Regions from separate parts of the Mus musculus genome. Here region 2 is linked to region 1. The links are chromatin loops, found by intact Hi-C in ENCODE. Cell type or tissue: heart. All regions are shown on one strand. Region 1 holds the start of Epb41l5 (erythrocyte membrane protein band 4.1 like 5). Region 2 overlaps Epb41l5 (erythrocyte membrane protein band 4.1 like 5).

Region 1 (5,000 bases):
AATAACTGTTTTAGGTGCATACATGATAATGGATCCATTATAGCAAAGGGAGGTACAATGACATAATGACCTGTGCATGTGGTCCCAGCTACTTTAAAATTTCAGTAGGAGAATCATTTTTGGCCAGGAGTTCAGGGCCAGGCTAAGCAACACAGAGATATCCTGTGTCAAAAGTAAGAAGAGAGGGGCTAGAGAGATGTCTATGCAGTAAAGAGCACTGGCTGCTCTTCCACCAGTCCTGAGTTCAATTCACAGCACACACATGGTGATTCACAGCCATCTGTAATAGGTTCTGATGCCCTCCTCTGGTGTGTCTGAAGACAGCACTCATATTTAAACTGCATAAATCTTTTATAGGAAGCCCTATCACACCAATGATGACCTCTGTTCAAGTTCTTATATTTTCTTCCTAGGAAAATGTATATTTGTGTATACATAAACATGCTTGTGGGATTGTATGATGCAGCCTGTAACTTGATGTTTCATTGTAAGATAGTTCCATAGTAGCATATTCACATCTATCGTATTGTTTAAAAAGTTCTTTGGGTGTTGAGGTGCATGAATGACCATGTATATATATACACAGCACTCATGTAGAGATCAGTTCTCTCCACCTTGTGAGTCCTGGGGATGAAGCTGGGGTTATCATGCTTGCTTCTAAGTGTCTTTACCTCTAGAGCCATCTCACCAGCCCAACTCATTCTTAATTATGCCATCACGTGGATGTTGCATAATTTCATTTTATAACAATTACTATATTGTATGTGTGTGCATCTACTAGGTGAGCTAGATCCCCTCGCCTACCCTGCCTTTTTGAAACTACTCTTGCTTTAAAAATCTGTACCAGGCAGCAGAAATGATGCTGGTTTCCTGGTATGGTGATTTGAGTTTTTAATCTCTCCACCACAAGGCTGTATGGATAGAGCTGTGTGTAGTACTCAGCTGTTGCTCCTTTGGCCCCAGCTGAGGTGCCACACTGGTAACTGACAATAATCTAGCAACGCCATGGGGACAGAAGGAGCAGTTGGTACAGGCACGGACAGTGCCAAATCCCCGGAAACTGTATTCTGGTTTCAGTGAGCTGCAGCCTCCCTTTATACACGCTAATTTTCAGGCAAGATCCCATAAAACCCTTGTTCCAGACCTTCTGCTCTTCTTGCTCTTAGTGTCACTAGGGCCCTTGCGTAGCTCCACACAGTCCTTTGCCCTTGCTCTTTATGTCCTTCCCGGATGTCTACTGGGCTCTTTCCTCACCTACTTTAAGTCTGAAGTCATTGTCACTGCCCTAAGAGCCTTCCTCCCTGCTTATATTGCAACCCTTCATTCCCAGACCCCACACCCACTGCTATTTTCTAGGTGTTTACTAACCGCCAGTCAGACATGTTTTGAACCAAGGACTTTATGCACTCTACCAACTGAGCTATACCCTACAGCATTTTCTTTTTCCTTCTGAGATGGTGTTAGGTAGACTGGCCTCCAATTCCTGGGCTTAAGTGATCTTTCTGCCTCAAAGGCTATAGGCACAAGGAGGACAGGTACACTCTCCCATACAGGCTAAACCATGAAATAACTTGTTTAATTATGACAGAACCTCTCAATGTGGCCAGTGCTGGCCCTGAACTCACTACTCAGCCCCCAAGGGGCTTTTACTGCTGGGATTGCCTTGAGGGACTCCTGTCTTTCTTCTTTATCTGCCTTATCTCCAGGGTCTACAGAGCTGTAGGCATTTTGATAAACTATCTGAAGAATGAATGAATGGAATGTCGCCCTGCCACTTAGGGCCTCCATTCTGTGACCACAGTGCCTGGAGCATCAGTCTGTTATTTCCCTTTCCCAGCAGCGTTCTCTCCAGGGCTCTCATCACCACTTGACACATAGTTGTTCTCTTTCTCCATTACAGACTAAAGGTTGCTTTAATCTCTAGGATTTGGGGGGAGGGAGCAAGGAAACATTTAAATAAATGCTGGATCAATTAATAAACAACTGTGTAAGAGAAAACATACTAGACTACATTAAAAATAGGAAAATACTCATTTTTGCTGTGCCAGGGATTGGATCCTGGGCCTGGTATGTGCTAGTCTAACACCCTACCACTGAACTGTATCTTAAACCCAACGTTTCATTTTCAAATCATATTACCAGGAAGGTGAAAAATTCAAAACATAAACCAAGCGCCATGGAGATGCTCAGTGTGGGTAAAAGTGCTTCATTCCAAATGTGAAGGCCAGAGTCTGGTCCCCTGTGCCCACATGATACTCCTGCAAGTTGTTCTCAGACAGGGACTGTGGCATATCTTTCCCTGACCCATACATATACGCACAGAAAAAAATAATCTTTTTTAAAAGACAGGATTTCACTAGGTAGTCCTGGCTGACCTGTAACTAAGTAGCTGTGGCTGGACTCGAACTCACAGAAATCCACCTGCCTCTGCCTCTGCCTCTGCCTCTGCCTCTGCCTCTGCCTCTGCCTCTGGAGTATTGGGATTAAAGGTGAACTGCCTTTCTGTATTTCTATAGTCCCATCTGGTGTTGCCAGCTTAAATTCAGGTCTCAGGAGGCCGATTTCCGGGGCGGTGCCATTGCCCCTTTAAGAGCGGAGCGTCCCGCCCTTCGGGGGGCGGACCTTGGATGGGGCTTTAAGGGGCGTGCCCTCGGGCGGCCGGGGTCCTCCGGGGATTAGCGCAGGGTGGGCTCGCGCCTTGCGCCGCCATTTCTCGGTGTCTCTGGAGACCCGTCCTCTCCTCTAGCCGGCTGGGCATCTCTCTCCGAGGGTCGCGCGTCCCAGTCGCAGTGGTCTCCGTCGCTTCACGGTGTTCACCCCCGAGTACAGGTAAGAGTTTGGCCTCGGGTGTCCAGTTGGCCCTGCTCACTGAGCCGAGGCTCTCGACCGTGCCGGGTGGGCGGCCCGGCTCCCCGGGCGACGCCGCGGGCTGGGAGGGGAGTGGCGGCGACGGCCAATGGGGCTGGGCGCTGAGTTTCGGGCGATACCGCGCGGTGGCCGCTGAGGGCCGGGCGCGTCGCCGGGGTCTCGCGCGTTGTTGGGGGGAAACTCTGGTCACCCCTGACCTCCCCGTAGCTGTGGGATTAGGGGAAGGTCGCCTCGAGTGTCACTTCGCCGGGATTGTGGGCAGACATCGGTGAGACAGGACGTGCCAGCTAGCTCCCGGTCGAGTGAAACTTGGGAAGCGTACGAGGCAGGTGCGTTCCCGGGAACCGCCAAGGCCGAGGGCGCTCCCCGCCCCCACGCGTGGCGCGCGTCCGGTAATGATGGGTTCTCCTGTGGGTAGAAGATAATTGTGTCCATCTCTGGTTACTGTAGTCTCCCGGGTTCTGCTTTAAGAGCGAGAAGGCTCCAGGCTCCGAAGTTGTTTAGCAATAGTTCAAAATTACTAGTAATGGTTTTTTTTTTTTCCCTTAAGAATTGGAGATAAGCCCACCAAGAAATTATGAATGTAATTCACAACTCCGCTCACCCCAGATGCACTGAGCTGAGGCACTGAGCACTGCTAACTGCAGTGGGTAACTTGTATGTGTCTAAATGAACACTTTGGGATCATTATTTTCTTTTTCTTCCCAACCCCCACTTCGTTCTTCTTCTAATTCTTTTTCTCTCTTTCTTCCTTTCCTTTCCTTCTTTTCTTTTCTTTTCTTTTCTTTCGATACTGGGAACCAAACCCGGGTTCTGGAACGCTAGGCTGAACTAAATCTAAATGCTCACACCTGTTTTTTTCTTTTCTTGTTGTTGTTGTTCTTGTTAGGATAACTTGTTTGGGCAGCGATGTGCGCAATGTTCCTGTGTTTAGTTTCTTAGTTACAGTTTCTTTTGCGGGAGTAACTGGGATGAAAGATACTGATAACTTTAGGACATTTTCTATAGTTTTCAATATTACTGTTTTTTTTTTTTTTTAAAAAATCACTAGCTTGGCTGTAGATACCCTATGGTGTAAAGCATGGATACCCAGGGTTCAATCCCCAGCACTGCAACAGGAAGAGCCAAAAGGGAGGCGCAGTTGACACTTGCAATTGGCAAGTCAGTATGTATGAACTTGGAGTGGTGGAAAAGTGGCTCTTGGCTAAATAGGAAATGTATCACTTCAGTTTGCATTTCTGTGATTGAAAAGAAAACTTACTCGTTGAAAACTCAGAAATTAAAGTTATTAGAAGACTTGTAACTCCAAACCCCATATTTCCAGTTGCTTTTAGAGACCCTGTCTCCCCATGCAGCCCAAGCTAGCTTGGAATTTGAGATAGATAGATAGATAGATAGACCCTGTCTCCCCATGCAGCCCAAGCTAGCTTGGAACTTGAGATAAATATATATACATATATATATATATAGAGAGAGGGGGGGGAGAGAGAGAGGAGAGAGAGAGGGAGAGAGAGAGAGAATATGAGAGAGAGAGAGCACGCTCTCTCTCTCTCCCTCTCCTAGATTAGCTTGGAACCAATTCTGCTTCTGCCTTCCAGGGGCTGGAGCTGTTTTGTGAGTCTCTTTTATTATCGTCTTTTAGAATTTGTGCATAGATATCTATATACATATAGATACCTAGATCTCTCTATATAGATATCTAGATATCGATCTCTATATATATTCCATTTTCTAATGTATCATTTTGCTCTATCACATTAGTTTTCTTATTGATCGTCTAATATGTAATATGTATCATAGCAACTTTGCCATGATAGCTGTTTGGTCAGTAAACAAGTCAGACTTGGTTCCTGTCTGTGGGAGTGGAAGGGATGATAGTCAGTAAAAAGGAAGAAAGAAGTCAATTAAATATTTAATTACAGTTTCTTTTCATGTTATAAAGAAAAGTCTGCCTGCTAACAGGGCCATCTAATCCGGCCACAGAATCTGAGAGTACTTTTCTGAGGAAATAAAATTTCATGTGTAAATATAGCGCTCTCTTAGAAAAAAGAATGGGAGATGGAGTGCACAGAGATTTTCTTAGGAAGATCGACCATTGATAAGAAAGTTCTGGAATTAGACATTTGAGCTGA
Region 2 (5,000 bases), 51 kb after region 1:
CTCAGAAAAGTGACTCCCAACAGGTAAGATAGCAGTAAGTTTCTAAAGTCCTAGAGCACATAGATAATTACAGTGACTGACATGGTATTAGTTGGATTTTTGTAATGTGTGATCTTTTACAAGTTTTGTACATTTTCTTACCCCTATCACATCTCCTATTTTACTAAGACAATGCAAGTAGAACAGATGATTCATAAAACATTTTCTATTCCTATAAATCTGGCACATCAGTAAGTGTGAATGTTCATTTATTATCTAAAATTAGTGTGTAAAATTTAAATTCAAACATTTGACTGCCAGGCTGAGTATCTGCCTCCGTGCCTGGGGTACCCGGAGTGCTGGTAGGCAAAACACAGTCTGTAATGAGGTTTCTCAGTCCCTGTTTTCCTGGGTGGAAACATCAGGGTCTGGGATGATTGCTGTGGTTCCCATTTTCCTGCATACCTAGATGCCACTGGCTTAGTGCTGGGAGTTGGAAAAGGGCTTCCCAGTCAGAGCTGCCCTTTGGGGTGTCCACACAGCAGGCGGAAGGGGAAGGCACAGCCCAGAGAGGGAGTAAGAGTGAGTGCTGAGAGTATGGAGGGACTGGAAGAGAGGCCTCCTCCAGGAGATTTAGCTGCTCTTTATGAGGAAGGCCTTCCCTCCTTGGGCGTCCTGAGGAGAGAGGGTCCTTGCTTGTTGAAACTGCTTCATTTGTTGGCGAATGTGAATGCATACACCTTATTCAGGGTGACCCAGGGATTAAATACCTTTTAGGGGAATAAATGCCTAGGAAGAGGAAGTTCCTTGGCTGAACACTTGGGGACCTATTATTAGCATGGAGAACTCCAAGTTTTATGCTGGGAGAGGTGAGGGTGAAAGCTTAGAATCCCTCCAGACAAAGTCAGAGAAGGAGAAAACCTGCTGACAAGGGAGTCTCCCATTTTGTGCTGAGCTCAGAGACTGTCCAGTCATGGTAGACTTTGATCTTAATTAGCAGAGTTTTCCCACATTTGACCGCATTTATTTACTATATAGATGGCACTCCATTTTAATATCCTGTTTCTTGATGTTAGTGTCTATTTGTTAGTATTTGACTTTCCTTATTCTTCTGTCCAAAGGCTTGGGGTGTGATGTCTCCTGTGCCTGTCACTTCTTCCTCATCCTGTGGCGCTGTGCAGGTGGAGATAGAGAATCTCCCACAGACCTCTGCGACAGAGCAGCACGACAGGAAATGGTTTGTTAACTTCCTAAACCAAAATATTGCTTGCGTAATTGTATTCTAAAACTTAAGCTGTAATCTTAAAGTACTTTAAGTATGATTGAAAACAAAGTATTCATATTTGTGAGCTGAAAAGGAGCCTACTGAGTAGTCGGAGGGGTGGTGAGCCTAAGATTCTGCAGGGACGAGGGAGGACCGTTGTCTACAGGCAAACATAACCCAGCTGGCTTTAGTAAAGTCTGGGAGTGACTAATTTTTCTTATAAAAATTCCAGTTTGGGGAGCTGGAGAAATAATCCAGTGAAAGTAAAGGTATTTATATAAATGGTGAACACACAAATATGGATATTTTGTGGCTTATTTGCTATAATCAGTTGGGTTCATGCTTTCCTAGAGAGCAGTGTGGCTTGGTGAGGGGTACTTTAGAAATGACTTGGGCTGCGTGGTCGTGTTGGGTATCGTCTGTTACTCAGTGCACTTGGATGATCCATGAGAGTCTTCTCTTTTTCTCTTGCTCTTAGCTTGTTAATATCTGAAATCTAATGAGATTCGGTGGCCATCTCAAGGGTTGGGTCGGCTTTTTGTGCAGCCAGTTCTTCCTGCATGGTGGTGGGTCAGCAGTGGTTGGTGATTGTTTCCAGTCTGTCCTATGTACTCTTTCACTGGGATTGGCTTAACTAACTATAGGATACTCTGCTTGCGATCGTTGGGTATATTTTATTTCAGTTCCAGGTAATTTTGCAGTTACAATCAAAGAGGATTTCTCTCCTTGTTTGATCCTTTTTAAACTTTCCTTTCCTTTTTGTCCTTGTGGGAATCTGTCTGATACAGGGTACTTTAGGTGTATTCACATACACATACCAAAGGTGAGGTCTACAAATGTCAAGTTATAGTATTTATTTAAGACTTTTTAAAAGTTTCAATTTTGCCGGGCAGTGGTGGTGCACGCCTTTAATCCCAGGACTTGGGAGGCAGAGACAAGCGGATTTCTGAGTTCAAGGCCAGCGTGGTCTACAGAGTGAGTTCCAGGACAGCCAGGGCTACACAGAGAAACCCTGCCTCGAAAAACTAAAAAAAAAAATAAGTTTCAATTTCATGCTGAAGATAACAGCCCTGGCAAGCAGTTATGTTCCATAATGTGCCACTGAAGCCCATTATCACACAAAAATACTGATGAGTCTTCAACTGTAAAAGAACTGTCTTAATGTATGCATATCTTAATTGCAAGTGAGAATCTGATTAGTTAACATCCTGTGTTATGCTGTCTTTATTTAATTCCATTTTAATGAGTACATATTTAAATCTGTTTAATTTGATTTGCTAGGCACTACCAATTTCTTTGATGTAGACTTTAAAGAGAATATTGAATTTGAGATTCAAGAAAAATGAAATATCTTGGAGCTGTGTGTCCTCTCCTTTTATAATGGTTCTACTGAGACCTCCTTTGCTGAAATGGAGTAGAGATGGCCCTAAAAACTGATGAGCCTCAGAGTACGTTAGCAGAGCATGGAACTGAACCACAGCTGACATGTCTTAGAGCTACTGATTCTTACCCTTAATGTAGCGTGCATTCTACCTCTTTCTTTGTTTCTGCATGCTTAGATTTCAAAGAATATAAAACAGTCCTCCTGTAGAAAGTGGGAATAAAATTTGGAAACTGATTACTGCATTGAGAAGCACAGAGTACGGAACATCTCTCTGGCAGATAATTTGGAGCCAATTTAATTGAGCCTCATTTCCTGTTACAGTCTTCAGCTTTTTTTTCCTGGCATCCTAAATGAAACTGCTCACTAGGTGAATGATGTGATGTGTTAGTAACTTAGAATCTATACTTCACATCACTTGGAATCCACAGTGTTTATTTACAACAAGAAGCCAGCAGACAGTGGTGTGTGCTTGAGAGGCTGAGGCCTGGAACTTGAGTCCAGCCTGAGCAACCTAATCTCCAAACAAAATAAAGCCTGTAATCCCAGGGCGTGGGAAGAATCATGCACTTGGGTGGATTGTGATTCCAGGCCCAACCCTATCAAAAGACAAAAAGAAATAGAACTGAGAAAATCTTGTATCTGTAAACCAGATCATATGCCTAATTTAATTTCTAAATTGTTAGAGACTCTAAATCAAGGGTTATGAATTTGGCTTGTATTTGGAATGATGGTTTTCCCTTTGTGATTATGTAACATGTGCTGCCCTTGTGTTACTTTATAAGTTTGGCTTTTGAGCTAGGGCAGGTGTTTTCTTTCTACTGGAGGACTCTTGTCACTCTGTTCAAACCTGCATGTTGCATGTGGATGCATGTCTGCTGTCTACTTCTCCTGTGCTTGTGATTCTTTTGTTTGTATGTGTGCCTGTTGCACTTCAGTTTGTGCTCCTATGAGTTTTGATTGCAGAAAGTACAGTGATTTTTGTTAATTTAGTCTAAGCCACCCTGAACAAGCCCAGTCTCCTGTGATTGTTGTTTGATTTGGAGCACTGATAGAAACTTGTTTGATGTCTGAGGGCAGTTTTTTTAATGCTCCTGGATTCTGTTTCCTGGATTATAACTTTTTACAATTGTGTAATTTTAGAGATCATTTTTAAATTCTTCTTTTTCCATAAGTTTTTGTTCTTCAGTAGAATATTTTCAAATATTTGAATAAAGCTCTACTTAGACCCCCCCCCCCCCACACACACACACACACACTAAATCAACCAACATTTGTACCTTGGAGTTCCCCAGAAACATCATGAGTAGGTATCAGTGTTTTGCCTTCTGTGACTTTATTTCATTAATTCACTTAATTCATACTGCTTTCATGTGTTCCCATTCCATGTACTTCATGTGACTATGGATTTCCTCCTCTGCTGTTCTTGAATGTTATCATCTCAGTGGTGCATGCTGATCACATCGCCTCTCTCCTTTACACATCGTGTTCTTTATTCCTATTGACTAACTGTACTCCCCACTCCTCAACCATCTAGGCTCTCTGCTACCAGTGACCGCTGCCAACGTGGTGGAAACCAGTGGAACCCAAGGGCCTTGCCCCCACCCCAGACTGCATATAGAAACTACACTGACTTTGTACATGAGCATAATGTGAAGAATGCAGGAGCCCATCATGACGCTCAGTTATCTGGCCGTGCAGCCATGACCGAGATATGAGTTGTTACACCTTTTAGGCCGTGGAACTCTTGTCATCTAGGTCAATAATGTATTTTGTGGCATTTATATAGAGGACTGATTTCATTAGGTGTATTGGAAAGAATTTGTTTCCTACTGAGTCACTAGTTACACAATGCTATGATTGACTTCTGTCTGCTGTGGAAGGGAAGAGGATCTGAAGAAGCCGTGAGCTGTCACTCACATGGCAGATGTTGCTGTGTTGAAAGGGTGTGCATAGCACTGTGTCCTCGGGAAGGGTTTTCAATGTTAGCATTTAACACATCACTCAAAACATCTCTCAGGGGATTCATGTTTATGACAAACTGTCAGTTGTCATCCACATGCCATCTAAGTAAGACTGAGTTTTAAAGGTTAAGACATAAAATGTACACCCAAAAGGAACCATATTCAGTCATGGTGCCTCAGCCTTTTGTGGTGCTATAGTAATACTCTTCTCATATGCTACTCTCTAAAGTGGCCCATGCCTTCATTTCAGCTAAGAGCCTGCGGTTTAATAAAAATTATTATAATATTTTTTTCTTAACAAACATTTTATTACCACAGCTGTAGAAAATGCAATAACAGCATGGTTCATGTAGAGAGATATGTCTGAAAGGTTTCTTTGGGTGGTTAACTTAGAGTTAACGTGAATGGTTAC

Evidence for each region. Peaks named below come from ENCODE experiments on the same cell type or tissue, not always from the same donor. Only the 100,000 strongest peaks of a DNase experiment are listed, where the experiment ranks them.
Region 2: it touches region 1 in a loop (1.8-fold over the local background); 2 of 42 quality-filtered maps call a loop at or near these places.

The regions. Positions count from the first base shown.
Region 1 is chr1:119,646,614-119,651,613 of GRCm38, reverse strand. Epb41l5 (erythrocyte membrane protein band 4.1 like 5) reads left to right here and starts at 2,614. Exons shown (of 25, transcript NM_145506.4): 1 at 2,614-2,829. In heart, no CTCF peak of the experiment used is centred here; DNase peaks (open chromatin) are centred at 2,613 and 3,183; H3K4me3 peaks cover 1,878 bases; H3K27ac peaks cover 1,962 bases.
Region 2 is chr1:119,595,221-119,600,220 of GRCm38, reverse strand. It overlaps Epb41l5 (erythrocyte membrane protein band 4.1 like 5), which reads left to right. Exons shown (of 25, transcript NM_145506.4): 15 at 1-23; 16 at 1,101-1,216. Among named protein-coding and RNA genes, the nearest start is that of Epb41l5, 51 kb to the left of the region's middle. In heart, no CTCF peak of the experiment used is centred here; no DNase peak of the experiment used is centred here.